Regions from separate parts of the Homo sapiens genome. Here region 2 is linked to region 1. A link is a loop called in an ENCODE intact Hi-C map of the cell type or tissue named here. Cell type or tissue: heart right ventricle. All regions are shown on one strand. Each heading gives the region's core, and the rest is flanking DNA. Links, peaks and the distances in the headings are about the cores only.

The links. Peaks named below come from ENCODE experiments on the same cell type or tissue, not always from the same donor. Only the 100,000 strongest peaks of a DNase experiment are listed, where the experiment ranks them.
Region 2: a loop joins it to region 1, with 2.3 times the contacts of the local background. A loop is called at or near these places in 3 of 110 quality-filtered maps.

What each region holds. Positions count from the first base shown.
Region 1 is chr3:46,731,625-46,742,164 of GRCh38, forward strand. It overlaps the pseudogene PRSS46P and the pseudogene PRSS45P. Among named protein-coding and RNA genes, the nearest start is that of PRSS50, 19 kb to the left of the region's middle. In heart right ventricle, for the core only: no CTCF peak of the experiment used is centred there; a DNase peak (open chromatin) is centred at 5,867.
Region 2 is chr3:46,826,741-46,836,549 of GRCh38, forward strand. It overlaps the pseudogene PRSS42P. Among named protein-coding and RNA genes, the nearest start is that of MYL3, 32 kb to the right of the region's middle. RefSeq lists an enhancer at 3,317-3,446. In heart right ventricle, for the core only: no CTCF peak of the experiment used is centred there; no DNase peak of the experiment used is centred there; H3K27ac peaks cover 118 bases.

The DNA of each region.
Region 1 (10,540 bases), core at 2,802-7,801:
GGAGCAAGGAACTCTCAAATACTACTGTTAGAATATAAATTAATACGATCACTTTGGAAAACAATTTGACCATGACTATTAAAGATGAAGGTAAACATAGCCTATGACCCAGCACTCCTGTGCAGATACATCTTGCTGAGAAATTGTGGAACATGTAAATAGGGAGGTGTGTGTGAGAATACTTAGAGTAGCAGCAGAGTTTCTGATATGAAAAAATTGGAAACTCCCTCAATGTTAATAAACAAGAGCTTGGGTAAATTGCGGCATATTCACAAAAGAGAATATTGTAGAGCATTTAATGCATAAAACCTGCACGTATCCATATGAATAAATCTCAAAACCAATGTTGAATAGAAGGTGCAAGTGGCAGGTGGCAGAAGTATTCATTCTGTGCTGGCAGAATGAATGTCACTTATGCAAAACAGGTTCTGCCCGCACATGGCCCACATCTGGGCATGTAGCTGATGCCCAGAAGTGGTAAACTAACCTGAGAAGGACTGCCATCACTACCTTCACTGTGGACAGGGACAAGAGTATTTTACCCTTATTTTACAGGCTAAATGGAAGCCCAGGGGAAGGAGATTTTCTTTTCTTTTCTTTTCTTTTCTTTTTTCTTTTCTTTTTTTATTTTACTTTAAGTTTCGGATACATGTGCAGAACGTGCAGGTTTGTTACATAGGTATGGTGTGCCATGGTGGTTTGCTGCACCTATCAACCCATGATCTAGGTTTTAAGCCCTACATGCATTAGGTATTTGTCCTAATGCTCTCCCTCCCCTTGCCCCCTACCCTCCGACAGACCTTGGTGTGTGTTGTTCCCCTCCCTGTGTCCATGTGTTCTCATTGTGCAACTCCCACTTATGAGTGAGAACATACGGTGGTTAGGTTTTCTGTTCCTGTGTTAGTTTGCTGAAGATCATGGCTTCCAGCTTTATCCATGTCCCTGCAAAGGACACAATCTCATTCTTTTTATGGCTGCATAGTATTCCATGGTGTATATGTACTACGTTTTCTTTATCCAGTCTATCATTGATGGGGCTATTTAGGTTGGTTCTATGTCTTTGCTATTGTAAATAGTGCTGCAATAAACATACGTGGCATGTGTCTTTTTTTTTTTTTGAGACAGTCTCACTCTGTCACCCAGGCTGGAGTGCAGTAGCACAGTCTCGGCTCACTGCAACCTCCACCTCTTGGTTCCTCCTGAAGACTGTAGGGGGTACTTGGGGTCACTGAGGAAACAGAGAGCCAGCCTTGTCATCCCCTCTGCTTTTCGGCACATCCCCATCACAGAGTTGTCCACGTTTGCTAAGGTGGGAGGGAGGGCCATTTCCTGGGATGGTGATTGATAAAGGCCCCAGCCCACAGCCTAACTTTTGAAACAGCCCAGCTCATTAAAAAAGACTACACAAAAGTGTCCCAAGGGGCTTGGAGTGATATCCAGGCACCAAAGGACAAATAGGACAAGAGGGGATTTCTCCAGGAATTCAGGTTCCATGAGGGTGAAGAGTTCAGTTCTGCCCCATGGCCACCGGCAAGGTGCCAAGACCCTAGAGCCCCAAGACGGCACCCCCTGGAAAGCAGGCCCCCACAAAGCCTCCCAGATTCTAGGACCCAAGGAGAGCACCAACAGGGGCCGGACCTCCAGGAATTTGGGGGTACCTCAGGATAACCAGTACACAAGATGGATAGAGAAACCTCAATACCTCAGTATGTCCTGAGATCGTGGCCCTCATGCCATTAATGGGAACTCCATTAATAACCAAGAATTCACTTCCTGCCATGCTGCAGGGTAAGCACTTGGCATTTCATTTAACTTCACTTTGGGAACTGAGGTCCATGCAGGTCACATGTGTCTTTTACACTAGAGCACTGGGTACATCTTTGTATTAAGAGGTCAGGAAATGTTTGCTGCCTGAGTGAATGAGTGAATAAAGGAATGAATGAAGGAGCCCGTGATGGGGCTGTGTTCTGAGGAGGCGAGTGTCTTGTAACCTCTGCCAGCCTTCACTCACCTTTTTTCCCTGTAGTTCCCCAGCCGATTACCCAGCACATGCTTCCAATGGATGGCTTGAATTTGATGTTAGGGAGGCAGACAGGCTGGACGAAGGGGGACCACGAGATGGAGTCCCTGAGCTTTAGGAGGGCAATGTCCTGAGACATGAGATTGCTGAAATCCTTATGAATCACCATGCGAGTGAGCGGGAGCTGAGTGCTATTTTCTGGGCGCTGGTGGACTCCCACCATCACGGAGTACAGGCTGAGGTCCTTGAATCTGCAGGACCATGGGTAGGAGGCAGGTCGCCAATGGTAAGGCCATAAGTAAAGGAGGAGACAGGCCCTGAGCTCAGGACCACCCAGCCAGGCCCCCTGCTCCCAGATCCCTAGATTCACCAGGGACTCCCCAGGCCAGAAAGCAAAGTCCCCAGCCCCCGCTGACTGACCTCTGCAAGCAGTGCGCAGCCGTGAGGACCCACTGGTGGTGGATGAGGGAGCCACTGCAGATGTACGTGCCCAGGAAAAGGATGCTCACCTGCCATGGCCACTTGCCTACCTCTACCAGCTTCCCCTTCACCACCCTGCAGGACACGTTGGTCTGACCGCAGGCCCGGAGCCAGGGCCCTGAGGAAAGAGGATCTCAGGCAGCAAAGGGCAACCCTCACACCCCTGGACACAGCAGATTTGAGACAGAGAGAGCTGCCTTCCAGCCCTGTCATAAGCAGCCACTGCCACATGCACATGTGAGAAGGGGCTTTTCCCACTGCCTCAAAACTGGCAACCAGCCGGGCGCAGTGGCTCACACCTATAATTGCAGCACTTTGGGAGGCCAAGGTGGGGGGATCGCTTGAGGTCAGGAGTTCAAGACCTGCATGGCCAATATGATGAAACCCCATCTCTACTAAAAATACAAAAATTAGCCTGGCGTGGTGGCACGTGCCTGTAATCCCAGCTGCTCAGGAGGCTGAGGCAGGAGAATCGCTTGAACCTGGGAGGTGGAGGTTGCAGTGAGCCGAGATCGTGCCACAGCACTCCAGGCTGGGCGACGGAGCCAGACTCTATCTCAAAAAAAAAAAAAAAAAAAAAAAAAGGCAACCAAAGGCCAGGGTCAGCAGGTACCCCACATTCTAGAGTTCCCAAACAATGAGGACCAGACAACTCCTCCTGGGCTTGTTGTAAGCCATCACCCAGGACTCATCCTTGCCCGTAGTTTACACAAACAGATGGTTGGGGGAGAGAAGCAGAAGAGAGAATCACCACAGGGGCGAGCTGTCAGCCAGGGGATAGGTGATGGGGCACAAGTCGGCCAGGCTGCCTGTCCCCAGTGAAGAGTAATGTCACACTGCACTGCTCTAGGGGCCACCCATGCCCCTGGAGGTGCAGTCCTTGTGACCGTGTAGGGAAGTGAGTAGAGATGTGTGTCCATTCCCTCCTTGACTCTCACTGGCCCCAGCAGCAGGGGTGAGAAGAGAGCAGGCTGCACTGAACCAGGTGTGAGATGGAGATTTTAAACAGGCCCAGTCTGGATTGCTACAGGTATTTACTAACTAAACATCATAAAGGATAAGAAAGGGAGAAAGTCACACCAGTAATCACAGAGCTTTGGAAAGCCCAGGAGGGAGGATGGCTTGAGGCCAGGAGTTCAAGGCCAGCCTGAGCAACATAGCGAGATCTTATTTCTACAAAAGCAAAATTAATCAGGTGTGGTGGTGCACACCTGTAGTCCCAGCTACTCAGGAGACTGAGGCGGGAGGATCACTTGAGCCCAGGAGTTCAAGGCTACAGTGAACTAGGATTGCACCCTCCATTCCAGCCTGGGTGACAGAGCAAGACCCTGTCTCTAAAAAAATTTTAATCTTTTTTTTTTAAATATGGAACGCTTCACGAATTTGCATGTCATCCTTTTTTCACCCCCAAAGAGTCTATTGAACACAGGTATTGAATTCTGGCTACAGCACTCGCAAACCACTGAAGCTCTGTGAGTCTCAGTTTCTCACTGTGAAATGGGATGCTGGTGAAGCTCGCCTCACAGGGTGTTGCGACCTCACTCAGTCTCAGCCGCGCTGATACAGAGTGGGCACTAAGCCTCACTTCCTCATCATCGCAAGATGGGGTCTCCTATGACTGTGCCTCCCAAACAAGCTCACTCGTTCCATGGATGTTAGTGTTAGTGTTAGTGTTAGTCTGTTCCTTTTTTTTTTTTTTTTTTTTGAGATGGAGTCTCACTTTGTCACCCAGGCTGGTGTGCGGTGGTGTGATCTCAGCTCACTGCAACTTCCACTTCCCAGGTTCAAGCTGTTTTCGTGCCTCAACCTCCTGAGTAGCTGGGATTACAGATGTGCACCACCATGCCCAATTTTTGTATTTTTAGTAGAGACAGGGTTTTGCCATGTTGGCCAGGCTAGTCTCAAGTGATCCGCCCTCCTTGGCCTCCCACGGTGCTGGGATTACAGGCGTGAGCCACTGTGCCCACTGCGTTCCCCCATTTTTAATAAGGCTCTTCCCTCCTGTCATGGTCACCCTTGAAATTGGAACCGCCCTGACACCGTTTGGGTCCCCAGTCTGCTGAGGATGTACCACCCACCAGGACATGGACACACCAAGGCCCTTCAGGCATGAGGACAGCCCGACACAGGCACCCGGCAAACAGACCCCTCCAGCCTCCGTCCCATGCCCCTGAAGCCTTACCTTCAATAGACGGCTGATAATCTAATCTGGCAGAGGAAAGCGGAGATGTAAGGCTTTGAAGATCCCCCGGCCCACAGGCCATGGCAAGTGGGTATCTACTCCTCAATGCTCCTTCTAACGGATGTGGAGGCAGAGGGGATGGGGCACCTCTACTATGCCAAGATTCTAGAACTCATGCTTTGTGTGTTCATGACTGTGGGGAGTAGGCATCCGCCCCAAGGTTGGAGGCCTACCTGGCTGTGGCAGTCACAGGACTCTGAGAAGGAGGCAGTGTGGTCATGGCAAGGCCCTGCCAGGGCCACAAGGTGATGCTGCTGTCAGGAACCTCCCTGGAGTGGTACTCCCGGTGCTCGGCCCGTGACAGTGCCTCCTAGGCCCAGCTCTCTGCAGTGTACCCTATGTCCAGCCTTGGCCTTGATGGTGCCCCCAGTGTGTAGTTCTGAGCCTGTGACAGTACGATGTGCCTGGCTCGTGACAGTGCCTGGTACCTGGCCCATGAAGCACCCTAGTGCCCAGCCCAGGCTCCTTTGTGAACCCCCTCTCACGCCTCCCTGGAGGTGTGGAAACTGAGGCACTGAGAGGGAGATAACTAGTTCTTGTAGTATGTGATGTGATTGAGGTGGAACTGGAGGTTTCTTTTTTCCCTCAGGGTCTGTATTTTCTTTACTTTTCTTTTTTTTTTTTTTTCCAGACAGGGTCTCATTCTGTCACCACGCTGGAGTGTGATGGTGGTGAGATCATAGCTCACTGCAGCCTCCACCTCCCAGGCTCAAGCAATCCTCCTACCTTAGCCTCCCGAGTAGCTAGGACCACAGGTGTGCACCATCATGCCTGGCTAATTTTTTTTAATTTTTTGAGAGACAAGGTCTCACTGTGCTGCCCTGGTCTCAAGCTCCAGGGATTACAGGCATGAGCCACTATGCCCAGCCCAAGGTCTGTATTTTCAAAGGAAAGAGCTCCTGGGTTGAGGAAATCTAGGTATGTTTAACCTGGCAGGGTGGCTTCCTAAGAGGAAGCCACTTGCAGACTTGGGTCTTCACAAATCAGCAGAATGAATGACATCTGGGGACACCTCGTCACCACTCCCCCGAGGTCTCCCTTCCCAAGGATCCCAGGCTCCTCACACTGTCCATGCAGGAAGCTCCTGCTCCACCCTGCAGCCAGTGCTGCCAAGGACACGGAGTGACGAGGTTGTTCACACACTGCTGGGGAGATAAACTGACATGACCACTATAAATGACTGTTTGGAATCATTTAGCAGAGCAGAAAGTGTGCCTACCCCACAACCCACAGTTCTACTCCTGGCTTCATGCCCTAGAAACTGCACAGATGCAGCAGGACAGGTGCAAGAGACTGTTCACTAGCAGTGCTGCTGGGAAGGGTCCCAGCTGGAAACTACCCAACTGCCATCCAAGGTGCAACAGCTACGCGGAATCTTCAGCGGCAGTGAGAATGGATGAGCTGCTGCTACACCTAGCTGGAAGGTGACGCTCATAACCCTATTCTGAGTGAGACAATTCAGATACAAAAGTCAGATACAGTCTGTGTACTGTATGAAATTAAAAAACAGGCAAAACAAACTAATTTTAGAGCTATATGGTAGAAAATCAAGGAAATTATTATCTGTACAATCAAATTCCCTCCAGGGGGAAAGACATAGAAAGGGAAAGAGGGAGAAAGAAAAGAGAAACTTCAGAGAAGAGAAACGCTATCACTCTTCTGCCTTTGCAGAAAATAATTCTTTGGGGGAAACAACCAATCAATAAAACAAAACAGGATAACTGAATAAAGATCAGGCATATCTGTTATCACAACCAATGTGAATGCATAGAATTCTACTTTTAAAATAAAAAGATCTTCATGTTGGGTAGAAAAAAACCCATCCACATACTACTTATTAAAGACACACCAAAAACAAAGTGGCATAAATAAGGTGAAAGTAAAAAGATGTGGCTGGGCTTGGTGGCTCACACCTGCAATCCCAGAACTTTGGGAGGCTGGGGTGGGTGGATGGCTTGAGCCCAGGAGTTCGACACCAGCCTAGCCAACATAGTGAGACCTCGTCTTTAGAAAAAATTTAAAAAATTAGCCAGGTGTGGTGGCATGCACCTGTGGTCCCAGCTACCCGGGAGGCTGAGATTGTGGTGAGCTGAGATCACGCCACTGCACTCCAGACTGGGCAACAGAATGAGACCCTGTCTCAAAAAATATTAATTTTAAAAATTAGAAATTAATTAAATTTTTAAAAGATAGGCAAAAATATATTTATATGCAAGCAAAAGTGGCAATGGCAATGTGAATCTCTAAAAATGATTCAAGACAAATTATTTAAACAGAAAAAGAAAGCTATTTTGTGTTGAAAAAGGCACAAATTGCAATATGTAACATCATAAAGTTCTGTCCATCAATAAAATAACATCAAACATATGAAACAAAATCAATCAGCAACACATGAGAAGCTGGAAAATCTCTCTTGCAGTGGGAGAGTCTTCTCCAACTCACTCTGTCCTTGAGAGACGGAATAGCTATAAACTACTAATAAAATAATACTAATAATTAGAGCAATACGTTATTTAAAAACCTTACTGGGTGTGCCCAAGGCAAATTCATAACCTTAAAGATATTTAGTATTGAATAACAGAGAATGAAAATAAATGACCTAAATACTCAAATCTAAAAACTATAAAAAGTGGAAAATAAACCAGAGGAAAATCTGAAGGAAAAAAAGTACAAAATATAAAATTGTACCTCAATCAATTAGAAGAACTGCCAAAATTAAGAATGAACTCTGATCTGGATCTTTGAAAAAACAAGTAATGTTACATAGGACAAAAGGCATGTTTTATATTGATAGGGTGTAACCCACTAAGATAATACAGCAGGCATGAACCCTGTATTCCTAACAACACAGCTTTGAAACATAGAAAGCAAGAATTGTGCAAGAAGAAATAGGCAAATTCTTAAGTTTTGCAGTAAACTTCTTAGAAATCAACAAATTATGCAGCCGTAAAATATGTCAGGTGTTGAGATAATTTGAATAACACAATCAACAAGCCTGATCCAATCAGTTATGGCTCAAACTTCGTTCTAAAACACACACTTTTAACTATTTTAGGTTCAGGAGTACATGTGCAGGTTTGTTACTTAGGTAAACTTGTGTCACAGGGGTTTGTTGTACAGATTATTTCATCACCCAGATACTATGCCTTGTATCCAACAATTATTTTTTCTGCTCCTCTCCCTCCTCCTTTGCATCACTAAAACCAAGGAGGCTCCAGGAACAATGCTGCTGTTGTTCCCCTCTATGTGTCCATGTGTTCTCATCATTTAGCTCCCACTTAGAAGTGAGAACATGTGGTATCTGGTTTTCTGTTCCTGCATTAGTTTGCTAAGGATAATGGCCTCCAGCTCCAACCATTTTCCCGCAAAAGACGTATCTCTTTCTTTTTTATGGCTGCATAGTATTCCATGGTGTTTGTGTAACACATTTTCTTTATCCAGTGTCATTGATAGGCCTTTAGGTTGATTCCATGTCTTGGCTATTGTGAATAGTGCTGCAATGAACACTTGTGAAAACACACACTTTCATTTCAGACGCACAACACTCACTAAGACTAACCAAATACTAAGCCACAAATAAAACCTCAAAAAATTCAAAAATGCAGAAATAATTAAATTCATACACAGTCGTGCATCACTTAATGACAGGGATACAGTATGAGAAATGCATTGTTAGGCAATTTCATCACCATGCAAACATAAGACTGTGCTTACACACGCCTAGATGGTACATATATATTTTTATGTATATGTATTTTTTCATCAGGAAAACCAAATGTCCCAGCACCATTAGTGAATGTCAGTCATTCCCTTACTTGTCTGCAATGCCACTATCAACTACCATATATCAGGTTTCTATATATGCTCCATTATAATCTTATGGGACCACTCTTGTATATGTGGTCTGTAATCGACTGAAATGTCATTATGTGGCATATGACTGTAGTGATATAGAGAAAAAGAAGCCCTCATTCCTCCCAAGAACTACCCATCAGGAAATTAAATAACACCCTTCTATATAACTCTTGGACTAAATAAGAAATATACTGTGAAATTATAAACAATACAGAAATGAATGACAATGAGGCCAGTACGTATCAAATCCTGTGAAATATGGCTAAAGTGGGACTCAGAGGAAAATTTATGGAATTAACTGAAAATACTAGAACACAAAGAACTCTAAAATAATGAACTAAGCCCACTACTCAAGAGGTTACAAAAAGAGCAATAAAATAATCACATGGAGGCATCCACTTCTCATTTTGGTATATTTTCTTCTACATTTTTTTCTTAAAAAAGAAGATTATGAGATATATATATATATCTAGATATATATATCTTTGAAATATATATATATATTTGAAGGCAAATTCATAACCTTAAAGATATTTATTATTGAATAACAGAGAATGAAAATAAATGACCTAAATACTCAAATCTAAAAACTATAAAGAGTAGAAAATAAACCAGAGGAAAATCTGAAGGAAAAAAAGTACAAAATATAAAATTGTACCTTAATCAATTAGAAGAACTGCCAAAATTAAGAATGAACTCTGATCTGGATCTTTGAAAAAACAAGTAATGTTACATAGGACAAAAGGCATGTTTTATATTGATAGGGTGTAACCCACTATATATATCTAGATATATGTATCTATATATACAGATATATAGACATATATGTAGATATATATCTCTCTAGAGATATATGTAGATATATATCTCTCTAGAGATATATGTAGATATATATCTCTCTAGAGATATATGTAGATATATATCTCTCTAGAGATATATGTAGATATATATCTCTCTAGAGATATATGTAGATATATATCTCTCGAGAGATATATGTAGATATATATCTCTCTAGAGATATATGTAGATATATATCTCTCTAGAGATATATATAGATATATGTAGATATATATCTCTAGAGATATATATAGATATATATCTGTATAGCTCTAGAGATATATATAGATTTTTTTTTTTTTTTGAGACAGAGTCTCACTCTGTCACCCAGGCTGGAATGCAGTGGCGCAATCTCGGCTCACTGCAAGCTCCGCCTCCCAGGTTCAAGCCATTCTCCTGCCTCAGCCTCCCGAGTAACTGGGACTACAGGTGCCCACCACCACGCCCAGCTAATTTTTTGTATTTTTTAGTAGAGACGGGGTTTCACCATATTAGCCAGGATGGTCTCGATCTCCTGACCTCGTGATCCACCCGCCTCAGCCTCCCAAAGTGCTGGGATTACAGGCATGAGCCACCACGCCTGGCCTATGAGCAATAATTTTTAAGAAAAAAATGTAGAAGAAGATATACCAAAATGAGAAGCGGATGCCTCCATGTGGTGGGACTCCAGGGGACGTCTATTTTCTTTAGGCTCGACTATGTTTTCTAATTTTCTACAATAAACATGCACTACTTTTATAATTGGTTTAAAAAAAAAGAAAGCTGCTTTTGGAGTACTATTGTGAGTCACTCCTACTGCAGCCTAAAAGCCTGCATGTTTCAACTGTTCCCTTAACAGCATGCCCACTTTACAGACAAGGAAACTGAGGTCACAGGCCCAGACTTTTTCCTTAAACCCCAGCACTAATGATACAGCAAAAACCAGCAGTCCCCACTCCAGACAGCCTCCTGGCAGACTTAATTCCAGGAAGCTCTGCCATCCCACCCACGGCCAACCCCCAGGACTACCCCAGAAAAGAGAAAAGAGTCAGCTCAAGTTTGCACATGTTTAATCCCTGCTCTCCTGGTCCCAGATTCCAGAATCCTTCTAGGCCACACTTCCCTTC
Region 2 (9,809 bases), core at 3,056-8,055, 95 kb after region 1:
TGATTATCCTCATTATCTGATCAGGTTCCTCATCCTCTCCCGTCCCCCAGGTGATGTCTGATCACTCTGGTCTATCTTAAGCAAGAATTCTGTTAGGTCAGATTAGCCAGGATCCCTCTTACCCCTTACTATGGTTTCACTGTGTCCCCCAAAGTTCATGTGTTGGAAACTTTATCCCTAAAGCAAAAATGTTTGGAGATGGGCCTAATGGGAAGTGTTTAGGTCATGAGGGCTCCACCAATTAATACATTATAATCAAATTTTATAACAGAATTAATGCTGATTATGAAAGGGCTTCAGGTTATAAGTTATCTCTCTCTCTCTCTCTCTTTCTCTCTCTCTCTCACCCTTCTGCCTTCTGCCACAGGATGACACAGCAAGAAGGCCCTCACAAGATGCCAGCACCTTAAGACTGGACTTTCCAGCCTCCAGAACTGTAAAAAATAAATTCTCTTTTATAAATTACCCAGACTGTGGTATTCTGTTAAAGCAACACAAATGAACTAAGACACCCCTGATGTTTCTTCTCAGTAATTTTCCATCCACTGATCCCCACACTGCTCTTTGGTTATAAATTCCCACATGTCTACGCTGCATTCAAAGTTGAGTCCAGTCTCTCTTCCTCATCCTGGGAGACCCTATTGCAGTGATCCCTAAACCTGTTTTAATGGTCTTCAATAAAGTCTTCCTTGCTGTGCTTTAATAAATATTACTGAATAATTTTTTCTTTAACAGTGAACATTGTTGCTATTTTCTTCAGGTCTGTGGCTTTTACTTTCATTTTCTTAATACTGTCTTTCTAAGAGCAGAAGATTTTAATTTTGTTAAGATCCAATATATCATTCTTTTCTTATGTGGTACATACTTTTTGAATCTTATTTAAAGAATTTTTGCCTACTAAAGATCAGAAAGATTTTTCTTCAAGCTTTCTTAGAGAAGCTTTATAAATTCAGGTTTTACATTTAGTTCTATAATATGTTTTCAGTTAATTTTTCTACATAATGCAAGATAAGGACCAAGGCTCATTTTTTTTTTTTTTTTTTTTTTTTTTTTTTTTTGCATAGGAATATCGCATCATTCCAGCACCGTTTATTAGACTTACCCTTTCCCCCAATTAATTACCTCAGCACTTTTGTTGAAATCAATTGGCCATATGGGTGGGGGCCTATTTCTGGACTCTCTATCCTGTTTCATTGATATATATACGTATGGCAGATGCACCTGAAAGCAATAATTTAACTTAAGCATACCTGGAGAATGACCCTACCATCTAAGAAGAATGTGTATTCAAATTCCAGAGCTAAGGAATCCAGGAGTGGCCATCCTAGAGATTTCCTCCTTGTCTATGAAGAACATCTGAACCTCCAGCCCATCCCTTGGAACACAGGCCATATAGGGGGATCAAGGCCCTTTGTTTTGGATTAGATGGAGGTTGCTAGGTGGTGGGTGCTAGGTGAAAATGCATGTTTCTTACAAACAGTAGCAGTTCTCCTGTCCAGCCTACTGCCACTGGACCACCCCTGTATATAAGTCCCCCCAATAAACCCTATGTCTCATTCACTGCCTCCAGCTCTTTTCTTCAGCCTCGTGGATACAGTGCCATCCCTATTAGAATCAACAGGGCTCCAGCACAACACCTTATGCCAATACAACTCTGTCTTAATTACCATACCTTTATAGTAGGTCTTGAAATCCAATAGTTATCTGCATCGGTTAATTCTAGGTCCAATATGGATGAATCTCAAAAACAATGTGTGGAAAAAATATGTGGAGGGTAAGAAGCCAGACACAAAAGAGCATTTGCTATATGGCTCCATTTATATGAGGTTCAATAACATGCAAACCTAATCTGATAGTAATCAGAACGGTAGCTAGCCGCCAGTCTCTACCCTTTTTTTTTTTAAACAGAGTCTTACTTTGTTGCCCAGACTGGCATGCAGCAGCACAATCTCGGCTCACTGCAACCTCGACCTCCCAGGTTCAAGCAATCCTCCCACCTCAGCCTCCTGAGTAGCTTGGACTACAGGCATGCACCAACATGTCCAGCTAATTTTTGTATTTTTAGTGAAAAGACGGGATTTCACCATGTTGTCTGGGCTGGTCTCGAACTCCTGGGCTCAAGAAATCTGCCTTCCTCAGCCTCCCAAAGTGCTGGGATTACAGGTGTGAGCCACTGTCCAGCCTCTACCAATCTTTATTCAAGTAAATATTCACATGCACCTTCTTTCCATAGGCAAAACACACTAATCCTCTCCTAAAAGGAGGCAACTTCAATGTTTCATAAACAAAGAAGGAAACTGGAAGCAATAATGGGCTCTGCATCATATCAAAGAACTACCCTGGGACCCATAGGGTAATGAGGGAAATGAGCCAGAATCAGTAAGCACCCCAACCTGTCATCTCCCTAACCCTCAGCCCTGTGTTTTCCATAGAGCCTGATTAAAGTGATCTGGTGCTCAAGGCTTGGAGAAGGAGGGGCAGAAATAGGCAGAAAATGGAGGTTGCAGTTTGGGGTGTAGTGCCCTGACCACTCTCTTGCTTCCAGTTTCTCTCGCTTCCTCCTTCCCAGATGCAATGACTAGCAAACTCAGCTACAAAGCTCCATGCGGAAATGCTGATGGCCATGGAGAGCATAGGCAGCAAAACCCAACTGTCTAAAACCATCCATCCAACTCACAACTGGGCAGGCAGAGACTTCCTCTCTCACTCTTTAGTTTAAAAAGAATCATCAACATCTTCCTAAGCTTAATGTGAGGTAAGTTGTCTTCAGTGTCCCCAATAACCAGGCCAGTAGACATGGAGAACATAGGAGACTCTCCAAACATTTATTTAGTTGATTTCTGAAAACTCTGCACTCCATAACTGCCTCAATACAACTTGTAGTGTCTCTGAAAGTGGCCACTAGGGCACTGAGGAAGGGGGTGCCAAGAATGGGTAGCCCCAAGAGAGTTAGTGTGGCAGAGGCTGTCCACTCACAGATGGATCCACACTGGGCTGCAGGGGAACTTCTCCCAGCCCCAGACAACTGAGCCTAGAGTGGAAGTCCCAGGCCTCACACCTCTGCAGGGACCTGGTAACGCCTCCTTCACGCTGAGCAATCACCCAGCTGGCTGGTTTCACAAAGTCTTAGGTGGGAGCCCTGAAACCAGAACCACATCTAACACTTGCTTCACTGTTGATGATGTCTCTTCTTTGATAGATGTTCCCCCAGATACTGATGAGTCACTGTGGCCCACCTGGCAGGGAGGCTGGTCCTCTAGCTGGAATTAGTTCACCCCCTCCTTCCCACTAGCCAGAGCACAGCCCTGGTGCAGGCATGGCTGAGGCAGGTGACCAGAGCACCAGGCAGGGGCACTTTCCAGGCCCCAGTCTCCCTGCTGTGCTCTATTGTATGGATCTCCAGAGGGCCCGTGGATTCCAACTGGGATTTTCAGAAACGGCATTGAGAAGGAGTGGGAGGTTGGAGGAGAGGCCTAGTATGAGACTCAGAAACAAAAGGGGAGTGGGCTGGGGTGATCACTGGGCCACCAGGATGCCCAGGGGCAGCACCAAATGCAGGACTAAGATGAGGAACACTGCTGGATACAAACAGGTAGCCTGATCCACCACTGCAATCAGCCACTTACTGTAGACACCAATTTCTGTATAAACTCCAGGCAACCCTCAGCGACCACAGCCGATGCCCCAGCTCACAATCCCTACCTGGACCCATGTGTCATTATATTCACAGGCCAAGCGGCCCCCAGAATCTCCCTAGAGAAAGAGAAAGAAACGAACTTCAGAAATTGAATAGGATCTATATCAGAGCAGACTGACTGTACTACAAGGTGTTGAGGAGACAGGCACACATAGGGCTTCCTCTGGCACCTCAAAGGCCCCACCACCCAGATTTCTGTGAATATGACAACTGAATATGTGAGCATGGGAACTAAAAAGTTAATGGGAAAACTTTAATATGCTCTGAGAAAATGATGGCTTCTCATTTTCCAAACTATAGTGGCTGTTAAACGTCTTGAACCTCTGCATGGCAGCCCACTAAATCCTCATATTTAGCCTGAAGTTTCTCTACAACTCCTAACCTACATAGCCAGCTCCCTCCATATTTTCAGTTCCACTCTCAGACAGCCCCACACCCTCCAACTCAAGCAGAATTCTGCGTGTCCTTTCCCAAACCTCCTCTGCTGACCAATCATCTCAGTCAGAAAAACAGGGTCCTCCTGAACCTCTCCCTCACCCCCACCCCTACATGCAGTCAGTCAACAAGAATGAATGGGTCAAACTCAAAAACACCTTCACCGGCCTCCCTGCCCCAGGCACTGCTCAGGACTCCATTTATCACAGCCTAGGTGATGAAAACAAGCATTTAGACTTCTATCTATGCACCACACAGCTCAGGGAGTCATTTATCTAAAAGGCAAATCTAATTATGCTCACCAAGCCTCCCTCCCAAGTCCTGCCAGAGCAAAATCTAGAAACTTGGCACCGCACTCCAAGCCATACACATTCTGACTCCAACCCACTTCTCAGCCACATTTGCTGCCTCATTTCTCCAAATGTGTAAAGTGTCCCTTAACATGAGAAGTTCCCTCAGACCTCTGAGCCACTGTACATGCTATTCCCTCTTCTTACAATGCTGTTTTCCTCTTTCCAAGAAATCCAAATACTCATTCTCTAAGACCCAGCTCTAATGCCTCCTCCTCAGGAAGGCAGCTTGGTGCCGAGGGAAGAGCATGGGTCTGGGAGTTGGTACTCACAGGAGGATCCTGAAGTAATGTCCTTGGATATCACCTTTCACATTCATCCAAGGGGTGTGATGTTTATGTTGCGGGGTTGTGGTGTGGTTTAACTGAGATAATGAGGGTTAATGTCCACACTGGCATGGTGAGCGTCACATAGGAGAACCTCAATTAGTACAGCATATGTTATTAGCATTACCCACCCCAACTTTCCCACATGCCAGCAGTGCCCCCAGGCAGTGCAATCTCCCTTTTGAAAGAACAGACCAGGCCAAGTTAGGGCAGCCATGGCAGGTTTCCCTCTATGAATCTCTTTAACTCAACTAGGTGTGAATAGAGGAAGCAGCAAATAACCCAGACTCTGCCATCTGAGAATGGGGAAAGGATCCATGAATTTACTTGACAAGAATCCTTTCCTTGTTCTTTATAGCCACAGACCATCCCTTTTATTATTACATCCTTAGTAGATGACAAGGCCTTCTGTATTATCTTATTACATTCCTCATAGCACATGATGTATTGGTCCACATCCTGAAGAATTTCTGATGCAAGTTTCTCTCCTATCAAAGAAGATCATCAGATCTGCACAAGTGGACAATAGGCCCCTAAGCACCCAGCATCCCTCTGGAAAAAGGCCAAGGCAGTGAGTATTATTCTCATTTGACACAGAAGGCCCAAAGTTGACATGGAGAGAGGAGGACGTAAGAAACAAAACCAAGACAGGAACAGGAAGAATATTTCAGGAGAGGGAGAGGCAAGGCCTTGCCAACCTGAGAAATGACAACCAAGTATCGTCACTGTAAGTATCAGTAGTAATAGTGAGAGTGTGTCCTGTGCATCAGTAAAGCATCTTTACTGTCTAGAGCAGGATCACAGACTCTCAGGCAGAAAATGCCCCAGAAGTACCAAATCCAGCTTCTCCCCAGGGATAGGAGGGCATACACCCGACCCATAGGAGTCTTCTGGTTCTCTCTACATCCCCAGGAACAGAAAATACCCTATCCACCAAAGCAGGTGCTTCGAATGAGGAGCAGCTCTGACTGGCAGACAGCTCATCACCCTCTGAGCTGTTCCTGGGGAGAACTTTATAGCATCTTGCTCTGTCCAGGGAACCTAAAAATCCCCCAAACCAGTCAAGCACAGTGCCCCCACGAATCCACAGAAGGAGATGTTGCCCATGTGTTTCTTCTTCTCCTGGCTGAGCAACTCCAGTTCCAGGACAGAAGTCTTCCTAAATGGCTGCCATCAAATATTTGTGTTGCAACAAAAGAACTCAACCCAGTTTCTGATGTCACCCAAGCCAACCAGGAACCATGACCCTGACTGCTGCTAAACTGCGTGCCCCTCACCACCTGCCACTCACCAGGCAGTTTGCCTCCCTGCCCCTTTCTGTGGCCTTCATGTCTACTCCAGGAGTAAGGGTGCCTCCTCTCTGCCCCAAGTTTGCTTCCTGCCTTGAAGTCTCACCACGTTCTGGTGTTTTGCCCCATCCGGTCACCCAGCACCTGGTCCTACCTTCCACCTGGAAATTCTCCTGAGGGATGCAGATAGGCTGGATGTTTGAGGTAAAATTCACAGGATGTTGGAGCTGGAGAAGGGCAAGGTCATTTCGAATGGTTGTAACTGTTGAGAACTTAGGGTGGACAAAAGCTCTTTGGACTGAGACCACCACACTTGTGTTTTCATTATAGACACTCCGATCTCCCATCTTGACACTGTAATGGAAACGGCTGTGGAAGAGATGCCTCTAAGAGAAGGCCTGGGAAACATCCTTTGTGCCTTTTCCATACATTTCCAATGTTTCTGAAACTGGCCTCAACCTCCCGGGCCACTGTCCCTACCACCCCATCGCCATCACCAAAAACCCTTCCTTGATCACTCTCAAACTTGGTTTGTCTGCCCGACTTAGACATGCCTACAGCAAGACGACCGATGCACTCCGGCTTCACTGTGAGTTTTGTTTCTTTGTCGCCAAATTGCCGGGGCAATGGAACTGTGTGTGCTTGAGGGGGCCGGCCCCCAGCCCCGCGTGCCGCTCCTCACCTGGAAATGCAGTGGCCTGCCGTCAGCACCCACGTGGCGGTGACCAGGGTGCCGCCGCAGATGTGCCTGCCTTTGGTCCTCACGCTCACCTGCCAGGGCCACCTCCCTTCCTCCGCGTCCACTCCTCCCACGATTCTCAGAGGGGTTCGGCCACACACTGGGGTGAGGATAGTGTAGGATGAAGAACTCACTCAAAGACACAGGAGTTGACTCCCCCGGGCGCCCCGACGACAGCCAAGAAGGAGGCCATGTCCCCCGGGGCTCCCGAGCCACGCTTCAGATTCCCCGGGCCGCGGACCGCAGGCTCCCAGGTAGCACCTGCCCCAGCCTGGCGCCCCAACCTCCGCCTCCGGGCCTCCCACGCAGTGAGTCACCTGGAAAGGACGTAAACAGATTGAGTGGGGGGCCCGCTTCAGGTCCTGGAGCCGGGCTCGCTTCGGGGTTCTCGCCGCCCTCCTCTGAGAGGAGAGGGGACGGGAGGCGTGGCGCCGCCATGCCCGCCCAGTTCTGCCCGGGCCAGGGCTGAAGGAGCAGAAGCCACGCCAGGAGGCCCCGGGAGCCGCCGCCAGAGGACATGTCATGGATACCGGCTGCCCCTCTCCAGACAGCTCGCGCCCCTGCCAGGGGTTGGCTGGAACCAGGGCGCCTGCGAGGGACGAGGGGGCAGGGCCGGTGCCTAGGGGGTGGAAATGGCCGAGCCGACTTGTTGGACCCCGGTCCTGCTAGATTCCTTGTCTGAATGGGAAATGTCGCCCTCGCGGTTTCACTCAGATCCTCACTCCAGACTATGTCCAGCCAGAACCCTGCCCAGGGCCAAGGGATTAGGGTACTTCTGAGGAAACTGCCCCTGATGGAGAACTCCCGCTTTAGGGTCGGCACTTAGGAGGCTGGTGCGATGCTGCCCCTGACCTTGTAGGCATGGTACCTGGCCTGGAGCTGGTCAGGATGGGCCTTCTGGGAATTCATGGAGGAGCCCTCATTCTCCATAGCGTCCTCAAATCAGGGCTTCATTCACCAGACCTAGATATCGGGGTAGGAGGGCTTTACAGATTAAGCAGGCTAGACAGAGGAGTGGGCTGCTCTTCTGTTTCAGTCGCAGGGACATCTTTTAAACAGCCCGCAGGTCAATCCACTCTTATTAGCTCTGTGTCCCTAATGTCTAATCTGTCTGTTCTGGTAGCTCATCCTTTTGTCTGCTGCCCAAGAGCTACTACCAAGCCTCTGCCTCTCCTGGCTTCATCTTTGTTGAAGTTGGAGGAAAAACAACAACAATAACAACTTTTGAATTGCTGTATGTTCCACTTTTTCCTGTCCAAAAGTGGACAGCCATGACAGTGTTTTCCACGGATGCCAGTGCTCTCCTCACCAATTTATTGTTCTAAGTCTTGGTGAAGGGGGCATTCTCTATGGCCCTCTTGGAGCTCAGAGGAGTGGGCGAGCAGGTCACACATCATGAATCCATCCCAATATTTGCCTCTCTCTAACTCTGTCTCTACATTGAACAAGTGTAAGGACCAGCCCTACCAGGCCTGTGGGTTTTTCTCCTCGTGTGCGGAGACAAGAGATCGTAGAAATAAAGACACAAGACAAAGAGAGAGACAGACAGCTGGGCCCAGGGTACCACTACCACCAAGACGCGGAGACCGGTAGTGGCCCTGAATGCCTGGACACGCTGCTATTTATTGTATTCTAGGCAAGGGGGCAGGGTAAGGAGTATGAGTCATCTCAAATGATTGATAAGGTCACGCAAGTCACGTGTCCACCCGACAGGTAGCCGAGGGAGAGAGGAAAGGCAGCATACATCAGCATTTCTTCTATGCACTTATCAGAAAGATCAAAGACTTTAATACTTTCACTAATTTTGCTACTGCTATCTTCTAAGAACTTAAAAGGAGGAGCCAGGCGTACAGGCAGAATATGAAAGTGGACAAGGAGCATGACCACTGAAGCACAGCACCACAGGGAGATGTTTAAGCCTCCGGATGACTGCAGGCAGGCCTGGCCTCCCACAAGAGCTGGTGGAGCAGAGTGTTCTCTAACTCTTCCAGAGAAAGGGAGACTCCCTTTCCCAGTCTGCTAAGTAACAGGTGCCTTCCCAGGCACTGGCACTACTGCTAGACCAAGGTCTGCTAAGCAACGGGTGCCTTCCCAGGCACTGGCGCTACCACTAGACCAAGGATCTCTCAAGAAGCCCTTATCTGGGCATGACAGAGGGCTCACGCTCTTGTCTTCTAGTCATCTCTCACAGTGTCCCTTCAGCTCCTAATTCTGTATGGCCTGGTTTTTTCTAGGTTATAATTATAAAACAGAGATTATTATAATAATAGAACAAAGTAATACTACAAACTAATGATTAATAATAATCATACCTATATCTTATTTCTAGTATAACTTTTCTTAATTTAATTATTTTCTTTATTATACTGGAACAGCTTGTGCCTTCAGTCTCTTGCCTGGGCACCTGGGTGGCTTGCCGCCCACAAACAAGGAATTTCTGACATATCACACTTGGTAGTCAAGTGTGGGCCACCACTGAGTTCAGGTTTAAAACAACCAAGTGGCAGCCAGGTGCGGTGGCTCACACCTGTAATCCCAGCACTTTGAGAGGCCAAGGCAGGAGGATTGCTTGAGCCCATGAGTCACGAGTTCATATCCAGCCTGGGCAACATGGAGAAATCCTGTACCTACAAAATATAAAAAGATTAGTTGGACATGGTAGGCTGTGCCTGTAGTCCTAGTTACTCAGGAGGCTGAGGTGGGAGGATCCCTTAAGCCCGAGGGTTCCAGGCTGCAGTGAGCCATGATCGCACCACTGCACTGCAGCCTGGATGACAGAGCAGGACTCTGCCTCAAAAATAAAAATAAACAAGTAAACATGTAAAGCAAGGGTGTCCAATCTTTTGGCTTTCCTGGGCCACACTGGAAGAAGAATTGTCTTGGACCACACACAAAATATGTTAACACTTATGATAGCTGATGAGCTTTAAAAAAAATCACAAAAAATTAATGTCTTAATAAAGTTTATAAGTT